Regions from separate parts of the Mus musculus genome. Here region 2 is linked to region 1. A link is a loop called in an ENCODE intact Hi-C map of the cell type or tissue named here. Cell type or tissue: heart. All regions are shown on one strand. Each heading gives the region's core, and the rest is flanking DNA. Links, peaks and the distances in the headings are about the cores only. Region 1 holds the start of Tnfrsf22 (tumor necrosis factor receptor superfamily, member 22). Region 2 holds the start of Cars (cysteinyl-tRNA synthetase).

Evidence for each region. A loop is a pair of places that touch in the nucleus more often than their neighbours do. Peaks named below come from ENCODE experiments on the same cell type or tissue, not always from the same donor. Only the 100,000 strongest peaks of a DNase experiment are listed, where the experiment ranks them.
Region 2: it touches region 1 in a loop (2.7-fold over the local background); 2 of 42 quality-filtered maps call a loop at or near these places.

What each region holds. Positions count from the first base shown.
Region 1 is chr7:143,642,515-143,657,890 of GRCm38, forward strand. Tnfrsf22 (tumor necrosis factor receptor superfamily, member 22) reads right to left here and starts at 7,150. Exons shown (of 6, transcript NM_001311145.1): 1 at 7,013-7,150; 2 at 2,267-2,357; 3 at 762-890. The coding sequence starts at 7,117. In heart, for the core only: no CTCF peak of the experiment used is centred there; a DNase peak (open chromatin) is centred at 7,167; H3K4me3 peaks cover 799 bases; H3K27ac peaks cover 383 bases.
Region 2 is chr7:143,592,213-143,607,588 of GRCm38, forward strand. Cars (cysteinyl-tRNA synthetase) reads right to left here and starts at 7,878. Exons shown (of 23, transcript NM_013742.5): 1 at 7,770-7,878; 2 at 200-448. The coding sequence starts at 7,794. Gm15579 (a long non-coding RNA gene) reads left to right here and starts at 7,892. Exons shown (of 2, transcript XR_870064.3): 1 at 7,892-8,001; 2 at 8,411-8,646. It also overlaps the pseudogene Gm15580. In heart, for the core only: a CTCF peak has its summit at 9,664 (motif pointing right); a DNase peak (open chromatin) is centred at 7,919; H3K4me3 peaks cover 2,199 bases; H3K27ac peaks cover 1,438 bases.

The DNA of each region.
Region 1 (15,376 bases), core at 2,380-10,379:
CATCTGCAGGTGTGGCCCTCGTCTCTCTGCTGCTTCCCCAGATCTGTGTGCCCTCTGATCTACTCTTTTAGCTCTTCTCTGTGTGTCTGGGAAGCACACATGATTGCTTATCCACAGAGGTATGATCTTTCTAGGTACCAGCATGTGTTTTACTAGGTTCTGCATTCAATTGACAAGTAGAAGAAAAATTATCTTTATAAAAAAGGCAGAAGGCTATGATTGTGCTTGTTCTGACATTGATTTTACGGAGTCCTTTTTACTCATAATCAATAATTTGTGGCTTGGTTTGATTTTGACACAGGGTCTCACTGTGTAGCCTTTAGAACTGCCCTGGAACTCACTGTATAAACAAGGTGGCCTCCCAGGACAGTGGTGGTGCAGGCCTTTAATCCCAGAACTCAGGAGGCAGAGGCAGAGGCAGGCCAATTTCTGAGTTCGAGACCAGCGTATCTACAAAGTGAGTTCCAGGACAGCCAGGGCTACACAGAGAAACCCTGACTCGAGAAACAAAAACCAAAACCAACCAACCAAACAACAAAACCCAGGGTGGCCTCCAAGACAGAGACCAGCTGCTTCTGCCTTCTGTGTAATGGGATTAAACATTGTACAACCATGCCCATCGGCAGGAAACAAGTTTTATGCCAGTGGGGATTCTGTGGCTGCATTCTGGCATCCATTAGTCATGACTACTCCATCCAGGTACTTCTGACTCTAATGCCAGTCTTCATAGCTAGTCTGCCTCTGCTAAGTCACATACTCACCTTTATCACAGGTGGAGCAAAGTATACAAGCATCCAGGTAATTATCTTTCTCTGTGAATGTTCCTGGGTGACACTTCTCACATTGTCCTTGAGTATGGGGGATTTCGCAGGGCGCCTTGACAAATGTACCTGGGGATAAGGGCAAATGGGATCAGCCTTGCTCAGGCATTCAGCAATAAAGGGCTATGTTGCTCTATGTAGGCTTAACATCTTTATCACAAGTTCAAAATAATCTCTGGGCTGTCACAAAGTGCTTGAGGATCTATGAGGGCTGCTGGTTCCCTGAGCTACACTCAGTCCTGTGGACATCTGACCCTTAGGGGACTAGGAACCAAGATAGCCTAGGGTGAGTAGAATGAGATCCTGACTCCCTACTGGGCTTCCATAGGCCCATGTAAGTCACCAGGGAGTGACACTATTTGAAAGGATTAAGGGGTGTGGCCTTGTTGGAGGAAGTGCATCACTGGGGCTGGGCTTTGAAGTTTCAAGGGTCCAAGTGTTTGTTTTTTTCTTCTGCCTTTGCATATGAACAGAGAACTCTCACCTACTTCTCCAGCACCATTTTTATCTTTTTCAACCCTACCTGCAGTCAGGCCTCCTGCCATTGTGATAATGGACTAAACTTTCAATACTGCAATCCAGTAAAATGCATTCCTATATAAAAGTTGTGGTCATGGTGTCTTTTCACAGCCACATTATACTTTAAACAATCTCTAGAAAAGAGACTCTGGCTCCCTGTAAGTTGTGCTGAGTGCTTTGGGCATACAGCTTTAATAAGTTGTCACCCATGCTAGGCTCATATTACAATATGTAGTTGCATTAGTCACCTATGGGTGTGAAAGCGACCCCAATAACCTCAATGGTTCACCAAACCACACTTGGGTAAATCGCTTCTTTGGTCTGTTCTCAGTGACTATTATCACTTCCTGTTATCTGGAGTGAACAGTTGGTGTTTATGTCTCCCCAGAAATAATTACAGAACCAGGGTTCCTGATACAGAGCACATGTGCTGTTAGCTGAGAGCAGAAGAGCAAGGATGGACATTGCCACCAAGGTAGAGTGTGACCATAGCAAGCTACTTAAGCCACTTTCTCTATTGGAAGTGGTAGCAGTAGGGGCTAAGGGTTCCCTGGCACCCAAGACAAGTACAGGTAGATGAAATTAACCCTCCCAGCTCCCTTTTCTGAACCTTCCTCTCAGCTTGGTGCCTTTGGATATGGGCATAGAACTCATCATGCCTTGCAGGGTGGAGAGTTGGGTGACCCTACACTAGTGAGGCCTTGCAATGAATACTCACACCAACCCTCTTGAACACACAGAGGGCCTCCTTTAGGGGTGACATTCTGTGTACCTTGGTTAGGAAGCATCTCCTAGAGTTTGAAAGAGTAGGCAGTGGCTGAGTTGACCTCCCTGGCACACACCCTCCTCATCTTGTATAGCCACTGGTGTGCTTCAAAGGTCACCCATGTCTATGCTGTGGCATTGGGTCCCAGCAAAGAACTCACCTGCAGAACAGTTCTTGCAACAGACGTCTTTAGACCAGTATTCACCAGCGGGACATTTGAAGGAGTGTAATTCTAGCATAGCAAATTTTACCTATGAGTGGAAAAGGACAAGGGGCAGCTTATTTTTATTGGTAACTGCAGAGGATGGTTTGGATGATGGTGGAAAAGGAAGTACCAAGGCAGGGCCTCCTTGTGCAGAGCCCAGCGGGGACTATCTGATGCTACGCTGTGGCTGATGCTATGCTGTAGAACTCTGAAGCCTGCAGTTGCCCAGGAAAGCTTGCACAATACACCACTACCAAGTCTAGTGGCTCTTGGCTTTTTGCACAGCAGTATCATGCCCACCCCACTCCATCCTTAGTTCACTTTTATCATCATCATCATCATCATCATCATCATCATCATCATCATTAGCAGCAGCAGCAGCAGCAGCAGCGAATGTTCTAGCACAACTTGTGACCTACTGGGATCCTATCATCCAAATCTCAAGCTTTGATGGCTGCTTCCTATGCTGGGGCTGCAGATGGAGACACCAGTTGGAACAACTTGCAAAAGGATAAAGGAGTGATAGCTCTGCTTTGTTTTTTGTTCTCTCTTTCTTTCCTTCTTTCTTTCTTTCCTTTCTTCCTTCCTTCTTTTTTTTTGTTTTTTTTGAAGAATTGTTTATTATTTTATGTATGTGAGTACACTGTAGTTTTCTTCAGACACACCAGAAGAGGGCATCAGATCCCATTACAAATGGTTGTGAGCCACCATGTGGTTGCTGGGAATTGAACTCAGGAGCTCAGGACCTCAGGAAGAATAGTCAGTGCTCTGAACCTCTGAGCCATTTCTCCAGCCCCCCTTTTTTTTCTTTAATTCACCTCCTTCACATACTATTTCTCTAAGAACCCTAAAGCTTTAGAAGTGTTTCTAGGGCTGAAGAGATGGCAGGTAAGAGCATATGGAGTCCAGGCAGAGCAGTACACATCGTTATCCAAGCACTCGAGAGACAAAGAAAGGTGGATCTCTGTGAGTTCCAGGATAGTCAGGGCTTGTCTTAAAACAACAAGACCATAACTCCCAAAAAACAAACATATGCTGTTCTTACAGAAGGCCAGAGTTTGGTTCCCAGCAACCATGCAAGAGGCTCACAGTCACCTGTAACTCCAGTTCATGAGAATCTGATGTCATCTCTGGCCTTCTCAGGAATTGCAGACAAAAGTGACATACTTAACAACCCTTTAGGAAACACTTATACAAATAAGCAAAAGCAAATACTAAAATAAATAAATAAATAAACAAATAAATAATATCTAATTTTGTTTGGTCTTTTATTACTCAAAGCCTCAAGTAATTGTAAAGAAATAACTGGTTTTACTTTATTTTATTGTAGTACTGAGGATTAAACCCAGGGCTCACTCTGGGCACTAATTAATTAGCAATGTGCTATATTTCTAGCTCTGCAACAGATGATTTTAAAGTTGTTTTTTGTTTTTTTTGTTTTTGTTTTTGTTTTTCGAGACAGGGTTTTTTTGTGTAGCCCTGGCTGTCCTGGAACTCACTTTATAGACCAGGCTGGCCTCGATCTCAGAAATCCACCTGCCTTGGCCTCTGCCTCTGCCTCTGCCTCTGCCTCCTGAGTGCTGAGTGTGTGTGCCACCATTGGCGCAACAGATGATTTTAAAGATTTATATTTGTGTTTATGAGTGTATGCCTGCTTGAATGCATATACACCATGTATGTGCAGTGATTGAGGAGGCCAGAAGAGAACAGCAGAATCCTGGGACTAGAATTACAAACGTGTGGGTGCTGGGAACTGAGTCCTATTCCTCTACAAGAATAGCCAGTACTTAATGCACTCCAGACACTGATACATGCAACATGAAACAGAGGCAAATAACAAAACAAAACAGCAACAACAAAAAACCCCAAGAAACAAAAAAACAAGAGCGAAAACCATAAAAACCCCAAACTTTATGTGGTGATCATTGATCACATAGGGGATTGAAAGATCATGTGTGGAGCCATGATATCACACAAGCTAATAGAGCCTATAAATGAATAGGTGATTCACTATTTACCATCATCATGTCTCACTTTTCTCATCTGTAAAATGGGGATAGTAATATACTTACTATTTAGGGTTGTGAAATTAAATAATGCATATAGAACAGTTCATATGTTCCCAGGACGTTCTATCTCCTCCCCACTTCCTTCTCTGAGTAACCTACCTTGACTGATACCCAAACACTGGGAAGGAGCTCAAACTAAGCACACAAATCAACTGAGCTCTTTAACAAAAAAACAAACAAAAAACTATTGAGCACTGAGGCTCACTTCTTTATATTTGCATCTCTATGGTACATACTCTGGTAAAAAATTCTCCACAGCATCAACCCTTAGGGCCCATCTATACATTCGTGGGAGCCATCCTCATTCATACTTACCACTGTGCTCTGATCTCATACTCGTCAGTGTTGTCCAGCCTTCAGCAGGAGTCTGGTTCATAGATAGGATATCTCTCTCTCTCTCTCTCTCTCTCTCTCTGTGTGTGTGTGTGTATCTGTCTGTCTATCATCTATCTATCTATCTATCTATCTATCTATCTATCTATCTATGTATCTATCTATGTATCTATCTTTGTATCTATCTATGTATCTATCTATGTATCTATCTATGTATCTATCTATCTATGTATCTATCTATGTATCTATCCATGTATCTATCTGTCTGTCTATCTATCTATCTATCTATCTATCTATCTATCTATCTATCTATCTATCTCTTTCTGGTGGTCTCTGCTATCTATCTATCTATCTATCTATCTATCTATCTATCTATCTATCTATCTATGTATCTATCTCTTTCTGGTGGTCTCTGCCCATTTAATTCTGTCAGGAATTCTGCTCTTAACTGCTAGGCAGGAGTCTTCTTTTTAGGGTTCCTAGGTTCAATACCTTCATCTTGATTCATCGTCACCATTATTATATGTTGAAGCTGACACTTCATCACTGCCCTGAAGGCAATACTATTTTACCCCTTGGAAATGGCCTGCTTCACCTGTACTTACACTTAGGAAGGACATGACCACAGGTTAGACAGTGGATTTAGTAGGATATCTTCACAGCCTATGTCTTTAATCCCAGCAGGCAGACCTCTGAGTTCAAGGCCAATCTGGTCTACAGAGCAAATTCCAGGACAGTCAGAGCTACACAGAGAAATCCTGTCTCAAAAGACCAAAAATCTACACACATGCCCTATTTTTTAAAATTTCAATATTCTTTGAGGATAGTCTTTTTAAAAAATATTCTTGAAAGAGATGTTATCTTCAGTCTTTTATTTTTATTTTTGACTTTTACAGGACAGTGTCTCATACACAGTCTGGCTGTTCTAGAACTCACTATAAAGATCAGACTAAACCCAAATTCACAAACATGTCTACCTCGTCTCTCAATTGCTAGAATTAAGGGCGTGCACTACCCGGCCCAGCTCATCCTCAGTCTTTCTTTGGAGTACCTTCATTTTGTGGCATTATTTGAGATGATCACCATTTTTTCTTTACAACAACCTTAAAACATCAACAACAAAAACAACCTAATATTGTCTAGATTGTTTCTGGGGATTTCTGGAGGACAAAATGCACCACTTTTCAGGCGGTGCCTGGGCAGGCATGGAGCCCCAGAGCCCTAATAGGGATGGGAAGAGATTTCAGGGTCAAGGGCCATCCCATGTGAAACCTGCCTGTGAAATATGTTCGAAGTCCCTCAAAGTGCTGGGAACTTTGAAGTCACCTCTGAGTTGCATATCCTCTGGCCCCTTGCCCAGGAGATTCCCAGGGAAGCTGGATGCCCTCTGGGTCCATTTCTGTGAAAGCTGCTCACCAGCAGCTAGCAAAGAATTACTATTAACCAGCTCCTAGGTGGTTTAAAGAAATGCTGATTACATGTAAGTGGTCTCTGACTGCTCAGATACTATCTTAGAACAATCTAAGGGTTATTTTGTTGTTGTTGTTGTTGTTATAACTAAAGATCTGAATGTGTTACAAAATGGATATCCTTACAGGTTATAAAACATAAACCTTTTTCTGCCTATTTTTGGGATGAAGACTCTTATGAGAGAAAATTGACATAAAATTAAGTTGGCTGTAACTAAAATGTCATTTACAGGATCGTCTAGGTTTTTTGTTTGGTTGTTTGGTTGGTTTTGAGACTCCTTATGTAGATCAGGCTGCCCACTAACTTAGGTTTAACTGCAGTTTATGATTAAAGAGACAAGAAGCGATCTCGGGACGAACTTAGCAGAGACCCGAAAGGCCCAGGAAAGGCATAGCCAGGCCTTCCACACAGATCCTTTTGTAGTAGTTAGTACTACACCCCAAGACCAGCCGGGCCGGACCCACCCAAGGCGCACAGTCGCGCGGGCCACTGCAGTCCGCAATGGCACTTTCCGGAGTCGCCTTCCGATGGACCGCTTTCTGATGAGAAAGGGAGGAGAGGCGTGTCCACCTTGTCCCGGAGCTCAGGGACCAACCGGACACACTTTCTCTGGCTACCCGCTTGGCCATTCCCCTGCCTCTGCTTCACCTCCTCAATCCCCCAACTCTGGACCACTTAAGAGCAGACGAAGTTCTGAAGTGTTGGTTGGCGATGCCCAGGCTGATGGCACAGCCCGCCATCAGTTCACCGCCGGCAGTAGCTTTCCTCTGCAGTCCGGGGATCCGGTGCCCAGAGCGAGTCTCAGCTCCGCAGGGCCATATCTACTCACCTGCAAGGGCAGATTCAGCAGCAGCAGCAGCAGCAGCAGCAGCAGCCGCCGCCAAAGGAACCAGCGACTCAGACTGGACACCAAGCTGCAGAAGAAGCCAAACATGGCCGAGTGCAAGCACGCCGCTGCTGCTCAGCTGGGAGGAGCTGCTGTGGTGGCCACGCCTCTCCTCAGCGGATTGGTTCCTGTATGGTTGCCTTATCTCGTGGGCGGGTCCAGCGCCACCACTCTTGCCTTCCCACCACAATCAGTGCTCAGTAATATCTAGTTTTCTATAAATAACGTAATTTTAAATGCCTATGACGTTATTAACAGAATCATATTTGTTATAAACAGCAAGTTAAAGTCGAATTCTCTGCCTTCGTTTGTTTTTCATTACGGTATACTGCTCTTTATTATAAGTTAATTAAAAATTTTCCTGGACCTGAGTGGAGGGAGAGGCATGAACTATTGTTGGAATCGTTATAAAAGTCAGACTGCAGCAGACTGTAAACCTTCTCAAAAGCAACAAACAAAAAGAGGAAGATAAGCTACAACACACACTGTCTTAGCTCAACACGGAGAAGTTTGAAGTAACTCTATCCCTGTAGCGTTCCTGTGAGTGTTCACTGGTCAATGGTCTGGAGCAGCAGCTGAAGGCTTCACTGTCAGGGTCTGAGGGGCTGTGTGGGACTCGCTGACTCTGAGGACCTCAAAATATCCAGGACTGGTAGGCACTCTTCCAGTTCTGGGGTTGGGGGGTGTGTGTCGGGGGAGGAGGGCTGTATGAACATCCCTGGACTGTGAGTCCCTCACCTCTTCTTCCTTTCACTGTGTTTAGCTCCACTGTGTGTGCCAATCCAAGCTCATGGGACACAGGACATTTAAGCCAAGTCTACTAGCCTAACACAGGAAGTAGAACGCTTATTTCTCTAGGGAACTTGGGTTGGTTCATCTGTTCCACCCGGCCCCTCCAGGTATTCGAAAAAGTGGCCCACTACCAGCCCCATCCATCTCCCTTCCAAATGCCACTTCCTCTTTAAAATGAGGGAGGACTCAGAGTCCTGGATTTCAATGGCTGCCCCAAAGAAGAGGAGCGTGACTTCAGGCACCTGGTACTCTTTAAATCATCTCTTGCCTCTCTCCCTAGGGCCAGGGAGTGGAGCCTGTGCCCATCTGCCCTCACCTAGGCTGGGGAGTGGGGGCGGCCAATTCCTTGGCCAGCCTGATCCTCTTCTATTTCTTGTCTTCCCTCAGGCTGGTGTCTGCTCAGGAGTAAACCAAATCAAAACACAAACAAGTGTTTAGAAAGTTTGGTTAGTTCAACACGCTGAACTGTCCCCCACCCTTGGGAAGCAGAGGGAAAGTAGAGGAAGGGAAGAGGAGAGGAGTGTGCACTTGTGGATGCTGTTGTCCCACCAGTCTCTGAGTAGCTCGGGAGCAGGGGGAGGCTAGTGGCTTTCCTTTTCTGCATACAGTTTACAGATCTGCCTTGTCCCACACTGTAGGTGGAGGGGAGGTGAAAAGAAGAGGCCTGTCTACCCTGGGCTAGATATTTGTGCTCCAGGTCCTTCTCTGCCCTCTGCCCTTTGCTCCTTTAAAACATTTATTTTAAAATGTGTGTGTGTGCATGTGTGTGTGCGTGTGTGTGTGTGTGTGTGTGTGTGTGTGCGCGCGCGCCCGCGCGAGCGTCCGTGCGCACAGGTGCCTCCAGAGGCTCGAGGTGACATATCTCCAATAGCTTGAGATACACATGGCTGTAATCTGCTTGATATGAATCTGGAGATCAAACTGGTGTTCTCTGTAAGATCATAGCATCCTCTTAATGGCTGTATCATCTCTTCAGCCATTTCTACCCTTGCTCTTTAAGGTGGGATGGAGGTGCCAGAGGCTGGACTCAGTTGGTCCCTCAACCTAGGGGAAAAATCAGGGTCCCGGTACTCAGGTGGGCAAGAAGTTGGCCAGTGGCAAACAGACACAAACACAAGAGAGTTTTGTATCTGAATGTAATTTCTCAAAGTGACCAACAGATTTATATTACAGAAGAAAACAAGGAAGTTAGGGGACACATCAGCCAAGGTACATTGAAGTCATCTGATGCATAATGACAAAAAACAGAGAAATACATACATAAAAGACTAGCAGGAACCAGGCAGTGATTACAACTGAGATAAAAGCAGCCCTATCTAAAGTCAGCTATTCTAGGAGCCAGGTGAAGATTTCACACCCTAGTCACAATTCTAGTCTACTGTATAACCCACCACCAGGGGTCCCTTAGTAAGCACCTAAGTGTGGTATTCCTCTGAGCCTTGTGAAAACTTGCACCAGGGGTTTTTCACTCTTGCTAACCTTTTCATGAATAATGCAATACTCTAGTCATCCTTAAACTACAACCCTCCTTCTTCCTAGACCATTGTAAATTCCTGCATATGGGAGTGACTAGGCTGTCATTCTAAGTGTTTTGTGGGGGACCTCCATTTACCAGAGGAGCCCAGCAACTTTCCTCTATTAGGGAATCTAGTCTGTCTAATATGACTATAATAAGAATTCTAAGCTTTCTTTGTTAAACTTGCCCCGAAATTTCTAACTCTATCCAGTAAATTGTAATGCCTGATTTCTTTCACTATCTCTCTTTCAACACTGGAGGCATTTTGTCTGAATGAATAATGTTCTTACGAAATCCCAATCCCATGTTGGGCTCAACGACTGCCTAGGATATTGGGACACCAGTGAAGGCCAGAAAGCAATGTTCAATCTAACTTAGCTATTTGTCAAATCATTCCTTTGGGGCACCTATAATAAAACAATACTGAAGGAAAGCACTCAGAACCCTCCACCAACTATCGCAAGCACAACTGTGGACCATATTTATTTATGGGATGCCAGAGACTCTCCAGGAGACCAGTTTCCATGAAACTTTGTGCCTCAGAACTTCGGCTAAGCTTTTGGACTTGTCATACTGACTCCCCTGGAGTGGGTATGGCAATGAACTGAGCAGGCAGGCAGGCTGTGGGAACGTGGGAACAGGCCTCGGGCATGAGAGCATTGACCCCTTCCATTTCTGACCTGGACCAGACGAAGAAGCAAGAGACAGACACGTACTCATGCGTAGTTGAGGTACAAGGGGCACGCCCAGGCCAGGTTGTTAGATGCACACAGCCTGAAGGGCACTGATTGCAAAGACTCACAATAACAGTATGCATACCCCTGGTAGTGAGGGGCTGCGGAACCTCTGAACAGCTGCAGGGGTCGGGGTGGTGGTGTGGAATACCTGAGAGAAGGCAGTGGGAGCAAGCAAGTGGGACTGGACTTTCTACTAGCAGCTGGAAGGGGCAATGGGGGGAGGACATCTTTCCCTGACCCACGATACTACACAGAATATGGGTGGCAAGGGCAGCTTTCCCATGCCCCTACCACCAGAGCCAGCTGAACTGTGCTGTCCAGGCAAGGTATAATGCCTACTCTCTTGTGTGTTGCAGCCAGTGAAGGGCAGGGAAAGCTATGCCCAGGCCTTGGACATCAATATGGTTCCATGTGCCAGCCTATGGCACATCTGCAGGATCTTTGGTGGTAACCACATGAGCCACAGATATGAGCCAGAGTTCCCTGCTACTGCATGCTCACAGACCAAAGCATGGCCCTCAGCAGCAGCACTGGCCAGGATTTCACCATGACCTCAGATGGTAGGGCAGACTACTCACATCAGGCTATTCCTCTCTACCTACTTCATAGTGCTTCTTTTTTTGTGTGTGGCTCTTGAATCACTTTATTTACGTAGTGTCTTGTCTTCTCTAGTGTCTTTTTTTTAATTTTGTTTTTCCATTTTTTATTATGTATTTAGCTCATTTACATTTCCAATGCTATACCAAAAGTCCCCCATAGCCACCCACCCGCACTCCCCTACCCACCCACTCCCCCTTTTTGGCCCTGGCGTTCCTCTGTACTGGGGCATATAAAGTTTGCATGTCCAATGGGCCTCTCTTTCCAGTGATGGCCGACTAGGCCATTTTTTGATACATATGCAGCTAGAATCAAGAGCTCCGGGGTACTGGTTAGTTCATAATATTGTTCCACCTATAGGGTTGCAGATCCCTTTAGCTCCTTGGGTACTTTCTCTAGCTCCTCCATTGGGAGCCCTGTGATCCATCCATTAGCTGACTGTGAACATCCACTTCTGTGTTTGCTAGGCCCCGGCATAGTCTCACAAGAGACAGCTACATCTGGGTCCTTTCGATAAAATCTTGCTAGTGTATGCAATGGTGTCAGCGTTTGGATGCTGATTATGGGGTGGATCCCTGGATATGGCAGTCTCTACATGGTCCATCCTTTCATCTCAGCTCCAAACTTTGTCTCTTTAACTCCTTCCATGGGTGTTTTATTCCCACTTCTAAGGAGGGGCATAGTGTCCACACTTCAGTGTTCTTTTTTCTTGAGTTTCATGTGTTTAGGAAATTGTATCTCGTATCTTGGGTATCCTAGGTTTTGGGCTAATATCCACTTATCAGTGAGTACATATTGTGTGAGTTCCTTTGTGAATGTGTTACCTCACTCAGGATGATGCCCTCCAGGTCCATCCATTTGGCTAGGAATTTCATAAATTCATTCTTTTTAATAGCTGAGTAGTACTCCATTGTGTAGTACCACATTTTCTGTATCCATTCCTCTGTTGAGGGGCATCTGGGTTCTTTCCAGCTTCTGGCTATTATAAATAAGGCTGCTACGAACATAGTGGAGCATGTGTCCTTCTTACCAGTTGGGGCATCTTTTGGATACATGCCCAGGAGAGGTATTGCTGGATCCTCCAGTAGCACTATGTCCAATTTTCTGAGGAACCGCCAGACTGATTTCCAGAGTGGTTGTACAAGCCTGCAGTCCCACCAACAATGGAGGAGTGTTCCTCTTTCTCCACATCCACGCCAGCATCTGCTGTCACCTGAATTTTTGATCTTAGCCATTCTGACTGGTGTGAGATGGAATCTCAGGGTTGTTTTGATTTGCATTTCCCTGATGATTAAGGATGTTGAACATTTTTTCAGGTGCTTCTCTGCCATTCGGTATTCCTCAGGTGAGAATTCTTTGTTCAGTTCTGAGCCCCATTTTTTAATAGGGTTATTTGTTTTTCTGAAGTCCACCTTCTTGAGTTCTTTATATATGTTGGATATTAGTCCCCTATCTGATTTAGGATAGGTAAAGATCCTTTCCCAATCTGTTGGTGGTCTTTTTGTCTTATTGACAGTGTCTTTTGCCTTGCAGAAGCTTTGCAGTTTCATGAGGTCCCATTTGTCAATTCTCGATCTTACAGCACAAGCCATTGCTGTTCTGTTCAGGAATTTTTCCCCTGTGCCCATATCTTCAAGGCTTTTCCCCACTTTCTCCTCTATAAGTTTCAGTGTCTCTGGTTTTATGTGAAGTTCCTTGATCCACTTAGATTTGACCTTAGTACAAGGAGATAAGTATGGATCGATTCGCATTCTTCTACATGATAACAACCAGTTGTTCCAGCACCAATTGTTGAAAATGCTGTCTTTCTTCCACTGGATGGTTTTAGCTCCCTTGTCGAAGATCAAGTGACCATAGGTATGTGGGTTCATTTCTGGGTCTTCAATTCTATTCCATTGGTCTACTTGTCTGTCTCTATACCAGTACCATGCAGTTTTTATCACAATTGCTCTGTAGTAAAGCTTTAGGTCAGGCATGGTGATTCCACCAGAGGTTCTTTTATCCTTGAGAAGAGTTTTTGCTATCCTAGGTTTTTTGTTATTCCAGATGAATTTGCAAATTGCTCCTTCTAATTTGTTGAAGAATTGAGTTGGAATTTTGATGGGGATTGCATTGAATCTGTAGATTGCTTTTGGCAAGATAGCCATTTTTACAATGTTGATCCTGCCAATCCATGAGCATGGGAGATCTTTCCATCTTCTGAGATCTTCTTTAATTTCTTTCTTCAGAGACTTGAAGTTTTTATCATACAGATCTTTCACTTCCTTAGTTAGAGTCACGCCGAGATATTTTATATTATTTGTGACTATTGAGAAGGGTGTTGTTTCCCTAATTTCTTTCTCAGCCTGTTTATTCTTTGTGTAGAGAAAGGCCATTGACTTGTTTGAGTTAATTTTATATCCAGCTACTTCACCAAAGCTGTTTATCAGGTTTAGGAGTTCTCTGGTGGAATTTTTAGGGTCACTTATATATACTATCATATCATCTGCAAAAAGTGATATTTTGACTTCCTCTTTTCCAATTTGTATCCCCTTGATCTCCTTTTGTTGTCGAATTGCTCTGGCTAATATTTCAAGTACTATGTTGAAAAGGTAGGGAGAAAATGGGCAGCCTTGTCTAGTCCCTGATTTTAGTGGGATTGCTTCCAGCTTCTCTCCATTTACTTTGATGTTGGCTATTGGTTTGCTGTAGATTGCTTTTATCATGTTTATGTATGGGCCTTGAATTCCTGATCTTTCCAAAACTTTTATCATGAATGGGTGTTGGATCTTGTCAAATGCTTTTTCTGCATCTAACGAGATGATCATGTGGTTTTTGTCTTTGAGTTTGTTTATATAATGGATTTCATTGATGGAATTTCGTATATTAAACCATCCCTGCATCCCTGGAATAAAACCTACTTGGTCAGGATGGATGATTGCTTTAATGTGTTCTTGGATTCGGTTAGCGAGAATTTTATTAAGGATTTTTGCATCGATATTCATAAGAGAAATTGGTCTGAAGTTCTCTATCTTTGTTGGATCTTTCTGTGGTTAAGGTATCAGAGTAATAGTGGCTTCATAAAATCAGTTGCGTAGAGTACCTTCTACTTCTATCTTGTGAAATAGTTTGTGCAGAACTGGAATTAGATCTTCTTTGAAGGTCTGATAGAACTCTGCACTAAACCCGTCTGGTCCTGGGCTTTTTTTTTATCTGGGAGACTATTAATAACTGCTTCTATTTCTTTAGGGGATATGGGACTGTTTAGAAGGTCAACTTGATCCTGATTCAACTTTTGTACCTGGTATCTGTCCAGAAATTTGTCCATTTCGTCCAGGTTTTCCAGTTTTGTTGAGTATAGCCTTTTGTAGAAGGATGTGATGGTGTTTTGTATTTCTTCAGGATCTGTTGTTATGTCTCCCTTTTCATTTCTGATTTTGTTAATTAGGATTTTGTCCCTGTGCCCTCTAGTGAGTCTAGCTAAGGGTTTATCTATCTTGTTGATTTTCTCAAAGAACCAACTCCTCGTTTGGTTAATTCTTTCAATAGTTCTTCTTGTTTCCACTTGGTTGATTTCACCCCTGAGTTTGATTATTTCCTGCCGTCTACTCCTCTTGGGTGAATTTGCTTCCTTTTTTTCCTAAAGCTTTTAGATGTGTTGTCAAGCTGCTAGTATGTGCTCTCTCCCCTTTCTTCTTGGAGGCACTCAGAGCTATGAGTTTCCCTCTTAGAAATGCTTTCATTGTGTCCCAAAGGTTTGGGTATGTTGTGGCTTCATTTTCATTAACCTCTAAACAGTCTTTAATTTCTTTCTTTATTCCTTCCTTGACCAAGGTATCATTGAGAAGAGTGTTGTTCAGTTTCTACGTGAATGTTGGCTTTCCATTATTTATGCTGTTATTGAAGATCAGTCTTAGGCCATGGTGGTCTGATAGGTAGGATATATGGGACAATTTCAATATTTTTGTATCTGTTGAGGCCTGTTTTGTGACCAATTATATAGTCAATTTTGGAGAAGGTCCCATGAGGTGCTGAGGAGAAGGTATATCCTTTTGTTTTAGGATAAAATGTTCTGTAGATATCTGTCAGGTCCATTTGTTTCATAACTTCTGTTAGTTTCACTGTGTCCCTGTTTAGTTTCTGTTTCCACGATCTGTCCATTGATGAAAGTGGTGTGTTGAAGTCTCCCACTATTATTGTGTGAGGTGCAATGTGTGCTTTGAGCTTTACTAAAGTGTCTTTAATGAATGTGGCTGCCCTTGCATTTGGAGCGTAGATATTCAGAATTGAGAGTTCCTCTTGGAGGATTTTACCTTTGATGAGTATGAAGTGTCCCTCATTGTCTTTTTTGATAACTTTGGGTTGGAAGTCGATTTTATCCGATATTAGAATGGCTACTCCAGCCTGTTTCTTCAGACCATTTGCTTGGAAAATTGTTTTCCAGCCTTTCACTCTGAGGTAGTGTCTGTCTTTATCCCTGAGATGGGTTTCCTGTAAGCAGCAGAATGTTGGGTCCTGTTTGTGTAGCCAGTCTGTTAGTCTATGTTTTTTTATTGGGGAATTGAGTCCATTGATATTAAGAGATATTAAGGAAAAGTAATTGTTGCTTCCTATTATTTTTGTTGTTAGAGTTGGCATTCTGTTCTTGTGGCTGTCTTCTTTTTGGTTTGTTGAGGGATTACTTTC
Region 2 (15,376 bases), core at 4,542-12,541, 48 kb before region 1:
GGCCCTGAAGTGGTCCCAAAGGTGGCGCTGAGCTACATGTTGGTTACATGACTTTATCCTACCAGACCCAACAAGCATGGCTTCTGCCCCACAGGAACACTTGACTGAAATATGGAGGTGAGTCTCCAGCAGGATATCCACTGCCCTGTAGCACCTCATGCCCTTGACCTTGAAGCAGAGGTTCACTGCTGTTACTCACTTGCTTGAAGCCTGCAGGGCTCGTCTCTGCCTTGGGGGCCACCCAGGAGCGCTTCTATGTGCCTGAACCACCGAGCCACGTGGAAGAGCCTTGAGTCAGCGGGAGGGGCCGAGAGCTGCCTGAACACGTCCACATCTGCCTGGGATAGGGAGTACCCCTGGATATAGCTACGCGTGCTGAGGTGTTGGTCCAGGGCCTGCACCCTGGCTGCCTCGTCACTAATGCTCAGAATGGACCTGTAGTCGGCAGCTGCAAAGACAGAGGGCACAGGATGTCAGGCCAGAGGGCAGACAACCCATGACATCAGGCAGGCAGGCAAGCAGGCAGAACAGCACATGTCAGGCAAGCGAGTAGGGGAGATGCAACATCAGACAGGGCAGGCAAGAGGGCACAGGATAGAAAAAAACAAATAGGTCACAGGATGTCAGGTATGCGCACAGAAAGCTTCCAAGGTACAAGAGCCAGACAGCTGTGTTTGTCAAAGCCCTTTCCTGCGTGTCAGACATCCAGAAGAGGAAGGACCACAGGGTGGGCATGCAGAAGGATGGCAGGGTGACAGTGGGGCAGGTCAGGTTCCCTCCTAAAGCCTTAAGGAAAGGCTTCATATGTATACTGAGGTGGTCTGCAGTACCGTGAGTGACGCCAGGGATTAATGCCAGGGATTGTGTACTTTAAAATGGCTAACTTGGGTCAGGCATTTTCATGTACACCTTTAATTTCAGCAGAGGCAGAAGCAGGCAAATCTCTTGGAGATGTAGCTCAGAGTACTCACCTAGCAAGTATAAGGCTCTGGGTTTGATGTCCAGCACCACAAAATAAACTAATCAATTAATGAAATGGCTACTTGCATGCTGCGGAGAGGGTAGCAGCTGAAGAGCCCTCAGCACATGACATAGCCACGCATAAGCCTGTAGACTGGAACAAATATGGCTTCCAGAAGCGAAATACCATATCCCTTCCTAAGTTCTCCAAACCCACTAAGAGTGTTCAGGGCTGCCAGGAGGAACTGCTCTGAGGACACCTGACCCCTCCACTGGGGCACCTGCTACAAAGGGTATATAACAGCTATGACTGCCATCACCCACACCCCTGAGAGTGGACAGTCTCCAGGCAGTGTTCTGCATGAGCTCCAGGAGGAGAGAAGTCTAAGCTTCTATCGTGGCTGGACTTTTACATCATGTCCTAGCTAGTTTTATGTCAACTAGGTCTAAGTTGGTCATTTAGGAAAAGGGAACGTCAGTTGGGAACATTCTGCCACCAGAATGGCCTAGGAGCAAGCCTGTGGCATATTTTCTGAATTAGTAATTGAGAGCTAGCCCACTGTGGTGTCATCCCTGGTGGTCCTGGGACGTGTGAGAAAGCAGGCTGAGCAAACCCTAAGGTGCAAGCCAGTTAACAGCACCCCTCCATGGCTTCTGCATCAGCTCCTGCCTCCAGGTTCCTGCCCCATTTTGAGTTGCTACCCTACTTCCTTTAGCAATACAGAATGTCACCTGAGAGTTGAAAAAATAAACCCTTCTTTTCCTGGGTGTTTTTTGGTCATGGTATTTATTCTATCATAGCAGTAGAAACCCTATGGGACACTGCAAGCCCTGTATCTTTTCCTCAGTACTCAGCCCTTAGTACACAGCTTTAATTCCAAACAATGAAGGTAGAGTTAGTTTGTAGAAAGAAGCACCCATGTTTGAAAATGATGTCAAATTGTGTGGCAGACAGAGTGATGAAGCAGACAAAGATTTGATGGAATAGAATATGCTCGACTCTCATAAGAAGAAAGAGGAAAGAGAAGCTACTTAAGGGGCAGTGTTGAGAGGAAAAAGGGAGGAGGTAGTTTTATGGGGAGAGTTTTATAGAGACAGGTGAAGACAGAATGAGCCAGAGAATGAGAAGGGGCCAGAAGATTGGAACATATTGCCAAAGTTAATATGAGGCCAAGCAGAGCTGTTCAGGAGAGGCCAAGAGAGAGAAAGCAGATTGAATCAGTCAGCTTGGAGAGGAGTTTGAACCAGAGCAGCTGAGTTGAACCAGCCAACTAGAGTTCAGAAGGAACTAGAAAGGGCGAGCTTATTCAGCAGTAAGTCTCAGAGGCTGAAAGCATTCTAGGCCTAGATTAGTAGACTGAGGCAGTAAGCCTCGGGGTAACAATTATTACAGGAGAATAAAAGTTACTTTTACAATTCCCAGTTTCAGTTTCCTTTCCTTCTTTAAGCAAGAGGCTCTCAGGACCCAGTTGTAGGCTTTGAAGAAGAACCCCTTGTTCCAGCCCCTCAGCCAAGGTGACAGAACTAGATCTGGGCCTTCTGCTCTACAAAGAGGGCCCTCCAACTGCATTCTCATGACCCTGCCTCTAGGCCACTTGGGTGAAATTAACAGGACATCTCTTCCCAGATAAAGAGGCTACCCAAGAAGGAAGGCAGTCCCTGCCTAGCAGTCCCCGAGACCACTGAGCCATGGCCAGGAAAACTCCAAATATTTACTTCATCGCTTGTTTTCCTCTCTAAGTACCCACGAGGTTCCCTAATGATAACTGCTATGGCCAGCATTGGGAGACAGCACTGGGCTGCAGAGAGCTCTGGAAGATGGGCCTTGCCAGCAGGCTAAGCACCTGCCCTCTTCAGAAGGAAGCACACTTAATACCACCAGCCTCATAAAGCCTTGGAGCTCTAAGTGCAATTACACTTAACACGCTTTACAAACCTCTGGCAAAGAGCCAGCGCCAGGCTTGCTGCTGTCATTACTATAATTGCTCCTGCATTACGATGATTGTAATCACTGAAGTACTCCAGAGGCTCCCTGGAGGAATGTGCCTGACCACAGGATCCCAAAGGCTCTGGGTAGCACAGCCCAGACCACTGTGAGGGAGCAAAGCCTGCAGGTGAGAAGGGGAACTGAGGATGTGCAAGGTGCTCCAGCTGGAGCTGTGCAGACACTCCTGGAGGAAACGCCTAGAACAGGTCAGCTTTCTCAGGGGAGTCGGTTAAGCCATTCCCTGACTGTTCATTGCTTGACAACAAAAAAATTCCTCCCAGGCCCATTCGGCAAACTTGATGTCACCAGGACCCTTCGAACATCATGGTCAAACTATTCTGCCTCCACAGAAGGGCACACCTGCAGCTCATCCCCTGAACTTACAAAGAGCAGAGCGCTCTGATGGTGGGACCGTCCCAGAGGTAGACAGTAACTGACACAGCTACAGACCAATCAGCCACTGAGACTACACAGGAGCTGGCACTCAGCACAACGAAGAAGCAAAAATCACTTCCAATGATCCATAGTCCTAACATGTGGAAGCAGCGTCCTGCCTGGCTCTTTCCATCAGCATTCACACCCGCTCAGCATTCACACCCTGCCTGGCTCTTTCCATCAGCATTCACACCGCTCTCAGCACCTGGCCCTGTCCCCTTTCAAGTACACTGGAAGAGAGCATTTCTTGGAGCAGCCCCCTAAGCTCCCAGAGGGTAAGCCTTGACTTGACACGGGGCTATACCGTCACTTGCTCTTGACTTCTGTCTACTACTGTCACTATTGCTAAGGGTCCCTCAAAGCCCTCACCTTGCAGATGTCCCAAAAGTAACCACACCTGCAGATTGTTTCCTCCCTGCAAAAGCACCCCACCCCCACCCCTGGGCACCCCCTCCCCCGCCCCCGGGCACCCCCTCCCTCCACCCCCGGGCCCTCTAGCTGCTCCTGCTTCTCCTTTCCCATATGTTCCCTATGGGGTTCCCACTCTACTGCCACCAGGAGCTGCTGCTCAAGATGCCAGAAAACATTCATATATTCAGAGGCTACTGCCATGAATGAACATAAGGCCAAAGATAAGCAAATATCTGCATCCTTCAAAAAGGTCCACTTTGGCAGTGCCTTGGAGGTCCCATGGTTCTGTGTCTTGCTTCAACCGTGTTTGGACGGAACAGATCCGGGGACTCACACTTTAATAGCTTCCAGCCACCTTACAAGTCTCTCCAGTCACAGCCTCCAGGACCATCTCCTCGCTGCCTTCGGCTCTTAGGACCAGCTAGCACTGTCTTCGAGGTTAGTTCCATACTCTGAATCAGCCATTATTCCACCAAAGTGGAAGCTGCTGAGAACTTGCACTGGTCAACTTGCACCTGCAGGCCTCCTATGCCTACCTCTCTCTGTGCTGTTTTGATCGGGATGACGTGGTTTTGGAGGGCGTAGGCCACTTCTTCTTCAAACTGGCTGAGGAGAAGAGTGAGGGCACCGAGTGTCTCCTCAAGTTGCAGGAGAATCGTGGGAGCTGTGCACCCTTCCAGGATGTGCAGAAACCACCCCAAGATGAATGGGGTAAAACCCAGGAGGCCATGGAAGCTGCCTTGGCCCTGGAGAAGAACCAGAGCCAGGCTCTCGTGGATCTGCATGCCCTGGGTTCTGCCCGCACAGACCCTCATCTCTGTGACACCTTGGAAAGCCACTTCCTGGATAAGGAGGTGACGCTCATCAAGAAGATGGGCAACCACCTGGCTGACCTCCCTAGGCTGGCAGGGCCACAACCAGCGCAGACTTGGCACGCCCCAGGGATCTCTGGGCGAGTATCTGAGCGCCTCACTCTCAAGCACGACTAGGAGGCCTCTGTGCCTTCCAAGGGGCTCCCTCCTCTGCTCTGCACCAACCCGCCACAGGACCTCTACCTGAATGAACTTCTCAAGCCACTAGACAGTTGCCCTGGAGCCTCTCCCACATCTTGGACCAAGTAAAAATAAAGCATTTTGAAACAGAAAACAAAAAAAAAAAAAAAAAAAAAAAAAAAAGAGAGGTCTATTTTGCTCTGTTTTCTACTTCCTGTACCTGGCAACTGGAACCAACCTGGTCATTCTAAGAGATTCTGAAAAAGGGTCGCTACATGGTAGCTGAAGTCCCTGCACCCAGGGGTACCTGGCCTGTCTCTAGCTGTGGTGATGGCAGACTGAACACTTTACTTCTCTAGACCTCAGGGTGCTCATCTGCACAGGAAGGGTCACAAGGAACACAGGCACCGTTGCAGTTGCCCTGGGACTTGTACTGTGGCAGACTACATGTTAGGCATGATTATGAAGACTATGTGGTTAAGCTATGGGGAAAATCTGGCACCTGAGATGAGCTCCACCTATCAGAGGGCCTGAAATAAGCCTGCGATCCCATACTCTGGGTGACATTGTGTCCCACGTCATTCAGAGCTTCGGCCATCTTCTGAGGAAACAGGAAGGGAAAAGCAATCACCCCAGTGCCCTCAAGTTGCAACTAAAGGCCATCTCTGTACTGTGGCTTTCCAGTTCCTGAGTGGTTTTATATTGTTTAAAACAGGATCCCATGTAGTCCAGGCTGGTCTCAAACTGGTAATCCTCCTGCCTCATCTCCCAGAGTGTAAGAATTACTGATGTGTAGCCACACATAGCTTTGTTGGATTTGTTAAAAGTGGCTACCTTCTCTGAGTTGCTTTTTTCTTTCGTTTTTTTGTTAATTTGTTTGAGACAAAGTTTCACTATGTATCTATTATCTATGACTGGCCTCGAACTTACTATGTAAAACAGGCTGGCCTTGAATTCTTAGAGATCCCCTTACCTCTGCCTCTGGAGCACTAAAATTACTGAGTGACAGGCACATGCCACCACACACCCATTCCTGGATTTTCATGGAAGTTCTGACTCCTGGATCATCTTCCCTCAGGACTTGTGATCTCCCCTGAGATCTGCACATCATGTATACACTTTTACTTAAAAGCCAAAGAGGAAGCTAGACATGGTGTTGTGATACCTGCCATCCCTATAGGAGACAGAAGGATCGGGAATTCCAGCCTGGGCTATATGAAACCCTGTCTAATTGGATGGATTGATGGATGGATGGATGGATGGAGTCGCAGAGTCCCATTCTTGACAGACCTGGTCCTTACACACCTGGCACTGTTCCAAGTTCTTCCTATGACTACACCACCCTCAGTGGCAGGACCCATTTCCTGTAATGTGAGTATGGGCATAGTTGTGATCCTAGACCTGTTGGGCAGCTCAGGGTGGAGCTGCTGGCCATGCTTCTGTGTTATAGTAGTCTAGGTGGACTTACAAAAGCTGCTGTGGGTGAAGCAGATAGAAACTAGGCATGCCAGTTGAGTGGAATGCTAGAATACAAAGGTAGGTACCACTGTCACTAGGCACATGCTAAGCAGTCTTGTCATCTGGGTACTCAGGTGATCAGAATCCAGCAAGGCCACAGTAACCACAGAGCACCACAGGATGCCTGAGAGATCTTGGAGACAGGTAACTGAGAAGTCAGAGCTCACATCTAATTTCTGGCTTCATCACAGAGACTAAAACCTACACTAAGCATTCTGCCTTTGAAGGCTTGCTTCTCACCTTCCAGGATATGGGCCAAGGCCTTTGCTCTTTCTAGAACCCACTTGCTAAAAAGATGAGAAAAGACACTGCTCTTCAGCGATCTGCCAAGGCCCAGGTCTACCCTGGGGTGACGTAAGTGACTGCTTTCTGAGGGAATCTCCCAATTGGCAATAAAGTAGATTGCCAATGATGCTCTGACAGTGATGCTCTGACTGGACAGGTCTCTGTGGTGACTGCTGACCACACTGGAGATTAAAGCCTTCATAAATCCCCAAGCTCTTTCATGTATGCGTACACGGAGTCCCTGCTTCCTCTGCCCTACTTCCCTAAGTACCAACCTCATGTGCCCTTCCGCCCACCTGCTTGGGCAGAAGACCAAAACAATCTTTGGGCCTTTGCCTTACCCCCAAAGTCCAGCCAGGGCAGGAGGGGGAGTGGTGAGGTCTCATCCAGGTACCAACTAGAGTCAGGCTATTTGAAACAGGACCATCTCTCCTATTGCTGAGTATCCAAGGAAACTTTAGCCTTAACCCAATCAAAAAATTGAAGCTGAGGAAGGGAGGCACTTACAAGACAGGAGTCAGGTCCCACCAAGGAGTACTCTAGCTTCAGGGAGTCATGGCAGCCACCCCCAGGTCCTGGCCTGCCACTGTCCATTGAGACGCTGGCCATCCCCAGAGCTTTGGTTTTGCACTGCCCACTTGGGCCACGGCTGTCCCCACAGGCTTACCGGAGAACGTTTTATCCCAGAGCCCTGGACTGGATACTACTCACCTGAGGATCCATCTCTGCCCACTCCAGTCACTGCCTAATCCAGATCTCTAGCTTGTCACTGCCCACCTGGGCATGCACTGTTCCTAGAGCCCTGACCTAGCCACTGCCCAACCCAATAGCCTCCACTCTAGAGCCCTGGCTGGTCACTTCCCGCCCAGGGATCCTCTGCCGAACAGCCTTTGCCTGCCACTGCCCATTTAAGCCTTTACTATCTTCGGATCACTGGTCTGGGCACTGCCCACTTAGTCCATGGTTGTCCCCACAGACCCGACCTGAGCACTGAGTCCCTGGGTCTTGCTGCCCCCAACCCCTGGCTCGCTTGGCATTACCCACTCGTTCCACCGCTGTCGCCACAGCACTGGCCTGGGCACTGCCTCCTTGGACCATGCTGCCCACACAGCCCCAGCCCGGTACTGCCTACTCGGGCCATGCTTGTACCCAGAGCTCCACAGTCATCCCGCAAACCTCACCCTGCTCCGCGGAGGAACCTGCCATCACTGGGAATCAAGACCCGCGGCCGCCGCCACAGACGCCTTCCAGAATCTGATGCAACCGCGGCGCCGGAAGTCCCGCCCCACCAGTCGTCTTCCGGGCATGTCCAGTAGCTAGGCAACTGCAAACTGACGCCGACGTGGGGCATGATGGGAGAATACTATGGTTTACGCTGGCGCGGAACTTAATAGACACCAAAGGGCTAAGACAGTGAGAAGCGCAAACCCGGGCTGCTGAAGAGGGCTGGGAGGGGCGGGACGAAATGGGGGAGTGGGAGGGGCGAGGAGCTGGGTAGAGGGGCGGGGCAAAACGAGTAGAGATTAAAGAGATGCAAGGGAAAGGGTGGGGCAAGGGACTCAGCGACTGGAGGAGAGGGGCGAGGAAGACGCCTTTTTCTGAGACACTCTCCAAAAGGCCACACAAGCCTGGAAACAGGTGGTTCCTGTTACACTCTCTCCTGAATCCTTTTATTTCCTGTGTGTTCCTTAATTCCTGATGTCGCCTCCCAAGACACACCATCAGAGGGAGGTTTATGAGAAGAAATGGAAAGTATTATTTTAGAAACATAGCCAGGTATATAGCGAGACCCTGTCTCACAATTTTTTTTTTTTTTTAAAAGCTCCGTTTTGAGGTTGGAAGATGGTTCGGTGGTCAAGAGCACGGCTGCTCTTCTGGAGGACACCGGTTTGATTTCTAGCACTCACAACTGCTCACAACCGGTTGTAACTTCAGTTCCATGGGATCCTAACCCTCTTTTGATCCTTGTGGGCTTTGCATGCCTGTGGTGAAAAAGACATGTGTTGTGTGTGTGTGCAGGGAAATAAATAAATACAATTATATATTCTGGTATATATATATTCTGGCAACCATGGTCTTAATTCCTGGAAACTCAGGAGGGAGAAGCAGGCAGTTCTCAGTGAGTTCCAAGTCAGCCATGGCTCCATAAGAGACTCTGTCTCAACATAAATAAATAATTAATTAAAAAATAATTGATACTTGGTAATATGTATTGTTTGGTTATGTACCCTTGGGACAAGGGACTGAGGTGCAAATTTTATATTTCAAAGCAAACCTGGCCTCCAGGTTCTCTCAGCATCCCTCAGTCCCTACCTGGCATACCCTTGCTGTAACCCTGAACTTTCCAGCCCAGGGGCTGGACTGCCCTTCCCCCAGAGGCTCTTCCCTATATAAACCAGATGTTTTGGTCTTCCTCATCGCTCCTCCTGTCTTCTCTATGTTCACACCCTTTCTCTTTCTCTCTCCTCCCCCACCATGGTGACTTCCTTGGCCTCAGTCCTTGGGGCCAGTGAACTTTCGCCTGAGAGCAGCTTCCTAATAAACCTGCCTATATGTACTCTAATCAGGCTTGAATTGGTTCATTTCATGGGCAGCAGAGAAATAATGTATCACATAGGTCTTAGTTAGGGTCTTACTGCTGTGAAGAGACACCATGACCAAGGCAACTCTTATAAGGACAACATTTAATTGGGGTTGGTTTACAGGTTCAGTGGTTCAGTACATTATCATCAAGGCAGGAGGTGAGAGTTAGACCTCTTCAGCTGAAGGCCGCTAGAAGACTGGCTTCCAGGCAGCTAGAATGAGGGTGTTAAAGCCCAAACCCACGGTGACACACCTATTCTAACAAGGCACTCCTAATAGTGCAACTCCCTGGGCCAAGCATATACAAACCCATTATATACATACATAAAGTATTAAACATATTAAAGTGATCAGAGCATATATTGCTAACTTCACAACTTTCTCAAAAATACTGTATTTTTGCTGCCAGTACTTTCTTTTTAAAGTTTTTGAGATAATTTTTATTTTACATGTAGAAATGTTTTGCCGGCATTTACATCTGTTCAGTGCCTGAGGAGGCCAGAAGAGGGCAACAGACCCCCAACAACTGGAACTAGAGACACCAGTGGTTGTGAGCTGTCACATGGTTACTGGGAACCAAAACCAGGTCCACTGGAAGAGTAGCCAGGTTCTTAATTGCCGTACTGGCTACTTTTGTGTCAACTTGACACAAGCTGGAGTTATTATAGAACAAGGAGCTTCAGTTGGGGAAATGCCTCCATGAGATCCAGCTGTGGGGCATTTTCTCAATTAGTGATCAAGGGGGAAAGGCCCCTTGTGGGTGGGACCATCTCTGGGCTGGTAGTCTTGGGTCCTATAAGAGAGCAGGCTGAGCAGGGCGTGGTGGCACACGCCTTTAATCCCAGCACTCAGGAGGCAGAAGTAGGCGGATTTCTGAGTTCGAGGCCAGCCTGGTCTACAAAGTGAGTTCCAGGACAGCCAGGGCTATACAGAGAAACTCTATCTCAAAAAAAAAAAAAAAAAAAAAAAAAAAAAAAAAAAAAGCAGGCTGAGCAAGCCAGGGGAAGCAAGCCAGCAAGGAACATCCCTCCATGGCTTCCGCATCAGCTCCTGCTTTCTGACCTGCTTGAGTTCCAGTCCTGACTTCCTTGGTGATGAATAGCAGTATGGAAGTGTAAGCCGAATAAACCCTTTTCTCCCCAACTTGCTTCTTGGTCATGATGTTTGTCCAGGAATAGAAACCCTGACTAAGACAACTGCTAAGCTGTTTCTCCAGCCCTATAACACCAGTACTTTAAAAACTAAAGCCCAGAGTATAACAGGGCCTCAGACCTTATCACAAATGACTCCATGATGAAAATATCATTCAGGCTGTAAAACTCAGCATGTAGACAGTACACTGGCCAAAACTAAAACAAAGACTTAATCCGTCAAAGTCCATACAAGTTTGGGAAAGTCTCTAAATGTATTAGCCTTGATTTACAACTTCTGTATTTCTGCTTCTGTCTAACTTTTTGTTAACTATGTCAACTGAAAACATGGTTTTTGTGCTTAAAAACTTACCCTGAGAAAGGCTCAGTGCTACATTGGGATCCTCTGAACACCCAGTGTAGTGGCTGGCCAGCTAATAAAGATTCTCTGTTGTCTTAAATCCATGTCTTTGCAGTCTTCTCTGGTGAATCCCACAACAGAGAGCGGGATGGTGGCACATGCTTGCAATCCTAGCACTTGGGAAACTGAGGAAGGAGAATTACCACAATTTGAGGGCAGCCTAGGCTACATAGTTCCAGTATAGCATCAGCTAAGAGCGGGATTCTCTTTTACAAATTAAAAACAAAACAAAACCAAAAAACAACTACCAACCATCACCAAAAAGAACTCGTAACTTTTGCCAGGGAAAATAGTGGTGAATACCTGTGACTCCAGAGATTGAGACAGGAGGCTTAGGAATTTAAGATCATCCTCCAAGGCTGGATAGATGGCTCAGAGGTTAAGAGCACCAATTACTCCTTCAGAGGTCCTGAGTTCAATTCCCAGCATCCACATGATGGCTCACAACTATCCATAATGGGGTCTGATGTTCTCTTCTGGTGTGTCTTAAGACAGCTACAGTTACTCGTATAAATAAAATAAAATCTTTTTAAAAATTAATCCTCAATTATAAGTGAATTTGATGCCAGTAGGAATTATATAAGACTCTGTCTAGAAAAAATTACTAAAATTACCAAGGCACATATTGACAAAGTATACAATTTTGGGTGGAAGAATGTCATGTGTATAATACTATAAGAAATATTAAATACTAGTCTTTTCTGTCAAACAGGTCTTTAAAAGATTTTATTTATGTAAGTACACCATTGCTCTCTTTAGACACACCAGAAGAGGGCATCAGATCCCATTACTAATGATTGTGAGCCACCATGTGGTTGCTGGGAATTGAACCCAGGACCTCTGGAAGAGCAGTCAGTGCTCTTAACTGCTAAACCATCTCTCAAGCTCCTAAAACTTTTGTTTAGGACAAAATGTTCCAGTCTTTTTATCTCCTCCATCTTGTAAAAAAAGAACCTTTATGCAAATGTATTAATCCCCTCCACACAGTCACATACATAGGTCCAGTTGCATTCTTGGGATGTAAGTGAATTAAGTTTCTGATTCCTTAGCAATTTCCTTAATTTCCTTAGCACCTGTAAAAAAAAAAAAACATTTAAGATTTATGTGTATGAATGTTGTCTTAGTCAGGGTTTCTATTCCTGCACAGACATTATGACCAAGAAGCAAGTTGCGGAGGAAAGGGTTTATTCAGCTTACAATTTCATACTGCTGTTTATCACTAAGGAAGTCAGGACTGGAACTCAAACAGGTCAGGAAGCAGGAGCTAATGCAGAGGATGTTCTTTACTGGCTTGCTTCCCCTGGCTTGCTCAGCCTGCTCGCTTATAGAACCAAGACTACCAGCCCAGAGATGGTCCCACACACAAGGGGCCTTTCCCCCTTGATCACTAATTGAGAAAATGCCTTCCAGTTGGATCTCATGGAGGCATTTCCTCAACTGAAGCTCCTTTCTCTGTGATAACTCCAGCTTGTGTCAAGCTGACACAAAACTAGCCAGTACAAATGTTTTGCCTGCTTGTATACACGTATATCATAAGTATGCCCAGTATAACAGAGGTCAGAAGAGGGCATCAGATCCCCTAGTGCTGGGACTTGAACCCAGGTCCTGTGCAAGAGCAACAAGTGCTCTCAACTTCTCAAGCCGTGAGTCAACTCTATAGCCCTACCTGTGCACCTTAAAAAACCGCAGACAATGGGGAAAAGTCACAATCACCACCTGTGTTAGAATAAGAACTGAGTAAACTTTCTATCCCTGTATGCTTGCTTGCTGTTCTGCCCCTGTGTGCCCTATGGTCAGAAGTAAAGTTTTGCTCTCATTGGTGTGCTGGTCTCTTTTCAACCCTGAATTCATTCCTAACACTACCAATAAGTATAAAAAGCGTAAGGCAGGAGCTACAGGCGATGGTCACGTACCTGTGATCCCAGCACTTTGGAGGCTGAGGCAGGAGGATGATTTGCTATACAGACAGCCTGTAAAGCTTTCATTGAGAGTGTAGAATCCAAAATAAATTCAAGACCACCCAGCCCCTTTCCCCTCTGAAGGGACTTTCCAAACTATATTAGCAGGCCAAGTGCAGAACCAGATAAGAAAGCTGGCCGACTAAACAATGCTGAGAAAAAAAAAAAAAAAAAAAAAACAAGGGCAGGCAGAGTGAGGCACTAGGCCAAAGGTAGTCACCCCATGCAAACCAACCAATGCCTGAAAGGGTCACTTGCTACACTAATTAGAACAAGCCAGCTAGCTCTGTTGCCTAAATCTGCCCCTTACAAGGTAGAAAAAGTGTGCTCTTTGTTCCTTTGGGGTCTCCTCTTGCCTGAGTGCTGAGGGACCCCAACACGTTTGGTCAATAAACCTCTTGCAGTTTGCAGTGATCTCTGTCTCAGGTCTTTGTGAGTGAGGGTCTTTCAGTGGACTCCAACAAGGGTAAATCTAAACTCAAAGGTAATCTGTGATTCAGTTTATCTCTGTTTGGTGATCACAAGTCTCTTCCGAATGGAAACCACTGTAGTCTGATTTCCCAAAGGAAATGCCTTTTGCTGTACCATTTTAGGGAAGTATATTCACAGGAAGCTCTGACCACTTTTGACCTCTAAGGCTGTAGATAAGGCCTACACTCGCAGTAACCCAGTAACCCCACTCAGCCTTTTAATATACCAAAATGTAAGATAGGGTTCTCTTTTCCATGTATAAGGAACCCAGAGAGTCCATGTGTCTCTCTGTGCATATCACTGCTCTTTCTTCGGGACTCCAAGCATTAACTTTTGATGTGGTGGCTTTTACAAATGACTGTGTGTCTGAGGCTTGGACTGCACAGATAGCCAGCCTGGGCAAAGAGTGAGATCCTGTCTGAAAAATCAACCCCAGGGGCTGGGATGATGCCTCAGCAATTAAGAGCATATGCTGTTCTTTCAGAGGACCAGAGTTCAGTTCCCAGCGCACAGTTGCTTTTTAACTCTAATTTACAGGGGATCCGACCTCTCTGGCCTCCAAGGACACCTGCACTCAGGTGGATATGCCCCCACCCCACCCCCCACAAACACACATTAATATGATATTAAAACAACAGCCAAATGTAGTGGTGCACACTATTAAAAGGCACTTGTCTAGGGTTACAGAGTGGAATTCTGTCTCCAAAAAAAAAAAAAAAAAAAAAGGTAAAAAAAAAGTGTCTGTCGATGGTGCACACCTTTAATCCCAGCACTCTGGAGACAGAGGCAGGCAATTCCCAAGTTTGAGGCCAACCTGGTCTACAGAATGAGTTCCAGGACACCCAGGGCTACACAGAGAAACCCTGTCTAAAAACAAAACAAAACAGAAACAAACAAAAGACCTATTGGGTATGATGGTGTATATTTTTTTAATCCCAGCACTCAGGAAGCAGAGGAAAGCCAGCCTAATCTACAGAGTATGATTGAGTCTCAGAGAGGGGACAGGGGGAACACTTGACAAAAGCAGGGAAAGTGTGTTTGGGCTCACAGTTTATTTACACCTTAATTAACTGGATCTAGAAATTTCCTGAGAGGTATGCCTGTAGTCACCTCCTGGGCGACTCTAGATCATTGTGGGAAGCCACATGTGCCATTGCAGGGTGGCGCTGGTTACCGCTGGCCACCACGCATACATAGGCAGTAAAGTTTTTTTTGCCAAGATGAGGTTTTGAGAGTTAACCAATCAGATGAGAGACAAGTTAACCAATCAGATGAGAGACAAGTTAACCAATCAGATGAGAAAGAAGTTAACCAATCAGATGAGAGACATGTTAACCAATCAGATGTGAGACATGCAAATGAGGTGGTAAGCATAACCCATGCATAACCAATCCGGGTGTGAGACACGCCTCTCCTAGGCCTATATAAGCAGCACCAGTTCTGGGATTAGGGTCTCTTCGCCTCTGCAATCAAGCTCTCCCAATGTGCAGAAGGATCCTGTTGCAGCGTCGTTCTTGCTGGCGAGCCAGGGCATGCACAAGAGATCATGTTGTACTGAAAACCATAATTAACCCTCAGGGGGCTAGATGGATGACTCAGTGGAACCTGGGTTCAATTACTGGTATCCATGTAGCTTATAACCAGTTATAATTCCAGCTCCAGAGTTTCCAAGGCTTTCTTATGGCTTGCATGGCACCAGGCATGGATGTGGTACATAGGCACATGCAGGGCAAAACCCCTTGTCCTGGTTAGTTGTTTTTTGTTTTGTTTTGTTTTGTTAACTTGCCAAAAGCTTGAGTTATCTCAACATTTCAACCATATTTGAAAAATTGCCTCCATAAGACAATAGGCAAGCCTGTGGGACCTTTTATTTTTTGAGACAGGGTCTCTCTAGTCTCTGTTCTGGGACTTATATGTAGACCAGAATGGCCTAGAACTCATACAGATCTGCCTGCTTTCCATTTGGAGATTAAAGATTTGGGCCATCACACTTGGCTACATTTTGTTGAAAAAATGATTGATGTGGGAGGGCCCAGCCCACTGTGGGTGGTGTCACCCCCTGGGCAGGTGGTTCTGAGGTATGCAAGAAAGCAGGCTGAGAAAGCCATAAGGAGCAAGTCTTCCTCTGTGGTCTCTGCTTCAGTTCCAGCCTCCAGGTTCCTGCTTGAATTCCTGCCCTGACTTTACTTCGTGATGGACTACAAGGTGTACAACGAAACAAACTC